Linked DNA regions of Homo sapiens: region 2 is linked to region 1. A link is a contact called in ENCODE Hi-C or POLR2A ChIA-PET data. All regions are on one chromosome and are shown on one strand. Each heading gives the region's core, a stretch centred on a gene start or an enhancer-like site at or near the end of the contact. The rest is flanking DNA. Distances are from core to core; before and after follow the strand shown. Region 1 has its middle 79 kb from the start of GCNT3. Region 2 has its middle 35 kb from the start of BNIP2.

What was found. Hi-C counts contacts between places; a loop is a spot of excess contacts on that map. ChIA-PET counts read pairs that join two places held with the same protein, here RNA polymerase II (POLR2A). Pooled maps may share reads with other maps.
Region 2: a loop to region 1 is called in a pooled map, with 5 times the contacts of the local background. The contact joins two enhancer-like sites. A Hi-C loop is called at or near these places in 2 of 37 single-sample maps with no recorded cell type and 3 of 50 pooled maps. POLR2A ChIA-PET finds 5 or more read pairs at or near these places in 1 of 52 experiments (H1).

Annotation. Positions count from the first base shown.
Region 1 is chr15:59,531,506-59,534,226 of GRCh38, reverse strand. No RefSeq gene overlaps it. Among named protein-coding and RNA genes, the nearest start is that of GCNT3, 79 kb to the left of the region's middle. Within about 2 kb of position 1,311, at least 3 of the 41 ENCODE cell types and tissues checked have a DNase peak (open chromatin) inside an H3K27ac peak, as active enhancers do.
Region 2 is chr15:59,723,443-59,726,163 of GRCh38, reverse strand. No RefSeq gene overlaps it. Among named protein-coding and RNA genes, the nearest start is that of BNIP2, 35 kb to the right of the region's middle. Within about 2 kb of position 1,408, at least 3 of the 41 ENCODE cell types and tissues checked have a DNase peak (open chromatin) inside an H3K27ac peak, as active enhancers do.

The DNA of each region.
Region 1 (2,721 bases), core at 62-2,561:
TACATATTAATTTCCTATTAACTATTGGTTTCTTTCTAGATATTAGAATACAGTTTATATTCTGAGAGGGATTAAGGGCCCAGAGTCGGGGAACTCACATTGTAAAGAGGGAAACTGCTTACCACAACCAAGCATTTTCAATGAGGAAAATCTGAAAATAATGAGGAGGCTTGATCCAAAGGGCCAAGCTACCTAAAATTACAATGGGCAGTGGGGATCTACTAGAAAAAGGTGTCACAGAGACACCTTAGAAACATGGCAGGAGGGATGATGAAAGAGAGGAGGGATTTTCAGGTTGAAATGAAAGACTTTTTTTTGTTTGTTTTTTTGTTTTGAGACAGAGTCTTGCTCTGTCGCCCAGGCTGGAGTGCAGTGGCCCAATCTCAGCTCACTGCAACCTCTGCCTCCTGGATTCAAGTGATTCTTCTGCCTTAGCCTTCTGAGTAGCTGGGATTACAGGTGCACATCACCGTGTCCAGCTAATTTTTGTATTTTTAGTAGAGATGGGGCTTCACCATGTTGGCCAGGCCTATCTTGAATTCCTGACCTCAAGTGATCCGCCCGCATCTGCCTCCTAAAGTTCTGGGATTACAGATGTGAGCCATTGGGCCCGACCTGAAATGAATGACTTTACACACGAATGCAATAATGTTAACTCCCATTCCCTTCTTACTGTCTGTCTTTCTTCTTTGCAGCTCTAAAGGTCAATGAAATGCAGACCTAAGAGAGTATGCAAAGAAAGCAAAGGTTTGACACAGGACTTCCTTCCCAGAAATTTTAGGACTAGAGTAAGGCTGTGCTAGGAAACTCACCAGACCTGGAGCCAAAGGAGCTGGGTATTCAGCCTTGCTTCACTGGCTATGTGACCTTGACCAAACTTTCTTGATATTTCATTTTTCTATTTGTAAAATGGAAGCTGTAATTTCTCTTTTTTCTTTAATTTCTTTTTGTTTCCCTAAGGTCTAAGATGGCTGCTAAGAAATAGTAATTTCCTACCCAGTGGGTAGGAAAGTGTCTGACACATAAATATTAAGCAAAATATTTACGCTTATTCACATATTCAATTAAAATTCATAACTTCAGTTTCTTCATCGGAGGATGAGAATAGTAATGGTAACACAGGGTTATTATAAGGGAGGTAAAGTGGTTTATCAATTACAAAGTCCCGTACATGTATCAGGTCATCATTATTTAAGACATGGGAGGTTGGCAGGGGTCGGTGCGGGGCAGCAGGTTCTCAAAAATTTAGCTTAATGCGCCACCTAGGGATAGACTACAGTTCTGCATTAGTTTTAGAAAAAGCTGAAATGAGGTGAAACTGAAATGATTTCTGCTTCCTGAATTTTATGAAGTCAGGCATATCTAGACCCTCTAGCTTTCAAAACACCTGTTTAAAAGAGGTCTGTAACAAAATTTATCTTTCACGTTGCCCAGAAACGACATGTGGAAGAAAAAATGTGCATGAGAGCACTTTGCGTGGAGACATTCTCAATAAATGATTAATTCAGTGGTCCCCCATATTTTTACCTTTCTTTTGTTTCTTTTTCTTTCTCAGAGATTTTTTTCTTTCTTTCTTTTTTTAGAGACAGGGTCTCACTATGTTTCCCAGGCTGGTCTCCTCCCTCAAGCAATCCTCCTCCCACCTCACCCTCCCAAAGTGCTGGGATTACAGGCGTGAGCCACTACACCCTGTCCCCCTGCCTTTTTTTTAGTGTTTTACCCCCAAACATAGACGTTTTACAAAGATCAGTTAATAACAGCGCATTAATCGATTTATCAATTTATTCTATTTCTCCTTTTTTTTGAAATAGGGTCTCACTCTGTCACCCAGGCTGGAGTGCAGTGGCACGATCCTGGCTCACGGCAACCTCCACCTCCCAGGTTCAAACAATTTTCCTGCCTCAGCCTGCCAAGTAGCTGGGATTACCAGCGCCCTCTGCCACACCCAGCTAATTTTTGTATTTTTAGTAGAGACGGGGTTTCACCATGTTGGCCAGGGTGGTCGTGAACTCCTGAACTCAACTGATCTGCCCTTCCAAAGTGCTGGGATTACAGGCATAAGCCACCACACCCGGCCTCTATTTCTCATTAATCAGAGACTTTAACCCATCTGGAACTATCGTTAAGTGATCTAATGGGTGTGGGACGCACTATAAAGAGCTGTCATAATATGAGACAACATAAGGACACCTGAGACCTTAGTTAACCTGCAAGTGCTTTCACGATTAGCACCTGACTTCTCATAGATATTTTTTTAAATATTGGGGAAAATGTAATCCTGCCTTCAAGTAGATCACAGTTTAGGGAGAAGACACCCATGTGTAGTTAATGGAAACAATAGTTTTGAAATTTACTAATTTGCTGGTGTCCCTTGCATTTCCTTGTCCTCCCCCTGACTTGCCCCGTCTTCTGCAGAGGCATCCATTTGCCCAAGAGGGAACTAGGACTGTTACAACAGGAACTCAAAGAGGACGCAGTCCATATTCAGTTTTGAAATTCAGAATAGATACCTGGAAAGCACAGAAAGACGATAGTCTTAAAAGCCAGGCTTTGTCATGAAAGAATTTTCTAAGTTCCTTTGGCTCCTAGAACTGTGTCAGAGTCACTAACTCTAAGCCTAAGTCAGATGACAAACTCACTTCCATGATGCAGAAGGAATACTCCTGCTACCATTAAGGGACTTAAGGCTCCCTCATCCCCCTAGAAAGGAAGAAATGACAG
Region 2 (2,721 bases), core at 159-2,658, 190 kb before region 1:
TTTGATATGAGTCTGTAAAGTTAATTCAGATGGTTTGCCAAAGCCACCAGTCTTAATTAATGACTTACTGTAACCTCCAGTTTTATTAGGTGTATATTTCTAGTATATTGGCATGTATATTAACACTGGCCTGTGAATAAACTGACAGTTCTTAAATGATATGAGATAAACTTATTTTCTTATGAGGAATTCACTTTTGCCTTGAACTTATAGTAAAATGATTATTAGTTCAGTAAATTATGACTTCAATATGTTTTGATCCCTTTGCAATAGAAAGACTGTCCAGATTTCATTTCTTGATGAAACGATGCTTTGGGTAAGTCTTTTTAGTTATTCTCATGCTCTAGCAAGTAGTACTCTTAGCTTTATAGCCATAAACTTTCCAAGTGGAAAAACATTCACTAAGGGTCTGCTAGTTTTATTTTTTTAGTAATATCCCACCCTGGTTTAATAACATTCCACAATATTCCTAATATTTTAAAGGATGTATTAAATGTACGTATACACACACATACATCACGTGAAAATTGATTACAATCTTCTTTAACTGGTAATAAAATGCATATAGTACATTTACATTGAGATAAGATATTAATAAAATAAACAATGTGGGTCTTACAGCAACAAAAAGTACCTGGAGAGTCCACTGTCCAATTTGAAACAATTTGCATCATTCCCCAAAAAGGGGGCACCAGGTGTGGTACGATTTTTATCTGTGTATTTCACAGGCAAGGTCTGGTTGAGATGTGGTGGTAGAAGTAAAAAGTATTCAGTTACTGCTCAATTACCAAATGTCCTAGCCATTTTGTCTCCCAAATCCTTGCCTTTTTGAAAGTAAACTTTGAAATTAATATGTCACTCAAAGTCACCGTGAGGATAACATAAGAAGCTAACATCTTTCATCTGAAGTGAACCCAGACAGTCTGATCCAGGCTACAGTAAGTAAGAAGCCAACTTCTTAGGGCTTACATTGTATTTAAAGGTTATTCTCAAGCGTAGTTAAAGACTGTGGTTTTCCCATAGAGCTGATAAAGGGTAGTTGGTATTTATTTCCTCGTTGAAGTGGCGCCACCATGTGGCATTAGCGTCACACAGTTTACAATTCACTCAACCAGGTGACTTCAAAATTAGGAGATTTTTTACTTTTTTTCATTTGGAAACATTTGTATCATTTTAAATTTTGTGCATAAAGAGTGATTCAAGGCTGGGCATGGTGGCTCATGCCTGTAATCCCAGCACTTTGGGAAGCCGAAGCAAGTGGATCACCTGAGGTCAGGAGTTTGAGACCAGCCTGGCGAACATGGTGAAACCCCATCTCTACTAAAAATATAATATTTAGCTGGGCATGGTGCCACGTGCCTGTAATCCCAGCTACGTGGGAGGCTGAAACAGGAGAATTGCTTGAACCCGGGAGGCGGACGTCGCAGTGAGCCAAGATTGCGCCACTGCACTCCAGCCTGGGTGACACAGCTAGACTCTGTCTCAAAAAAAGAGTGATTCAATTTATACATGTTTATTATGTGATTTCAAATTACCATATTCAAGTTCACATAAAATATGAATGGGTTGTGTTTTTGTATAGCAGTATACATAGTGCTTAAGAGAATGCACTTTGGAGCCAGTTAGCATAAATTCAAATTCCAGCTCTGCTACTTACTCTGTGTATAATATTGAGCAAATACTCTGTGTATAATATTGAGCAAAGTACCCAACCCTTCCAAGTCTCAGTTTTCTTATCCGAGGCGGGGGGATCACCTGAGGTCAGGAGTTTGAGACCAGCATGGCCAACATGGCAAAACCCTGTCTCTACTAAAAATACAAAAATTAGCTGGGTGTGGTAACAGATACCTGTAATTCCAGCTACTTCGGAGGCTGAGGCAGGAGAATCACTTGAACGCGGGAGGTGGAGGTTGCGGTGAGCAGAGATGGCACCACTGCACTCCAGCCTGGGTGACAAGAGTGAAACTCCGTCTCAAAATATAAATAAAGAGAGAGAGAGAGAAGTATCTGGCACCTCCCCTCTCCCTTGCTTCTGCTCTGGCCATGTGAAGTGCCTTCTCCCGCTTTGCCTTCTGCCATGAGTTAAATCTCCCTGAGGCCTCCCCAGAAGCTAAGCAGACGCTGGTGCCATGCTTTCTGTACAGCATGCAGAACTTTGAGTCAATTAAACCTCTTCTCTTTATAAATTAGCTAGGCTCAGACATTTAGCAATGCAAGAACAGCCTAACACAAAGGCAGAAACCTCATGACCTCAGCACCTCCCAGAAGGCACCTCCCAACACTGTTGCATCAGGGATTAAGTTTCCAACACATGAATTTGAGGGGACACATTCAGACTATGGCACTGTGTATATGAAACCACAACATTTTGTATTAATTAAATCACATCTTAGAGAAAAAATTACAAGTACATTTGCATAGAAGAAAATAGGAAGGTATACTATAACACATTGGGAACAGTTAGCTCTCATGGATGACTTTTATTTCCTTTTTGCTTAACTCTATTTTCTCCAAATTCCGTAACCAATATATATCACTTTTGGAATGGGGGGAGAAAAACCAAAGACAAATTTTATTCTAAAAAAAGAGAATTATCTCCTGAATGTGAATAAAGTACTTAAAAGCTCACTATTTAGCAACTGAAAACCATATTCGGTAAGACTGCAATTCATGACAGACCTTCCTACCCTTATTGCTATTGGCTGAAATTCCTGAAAATAT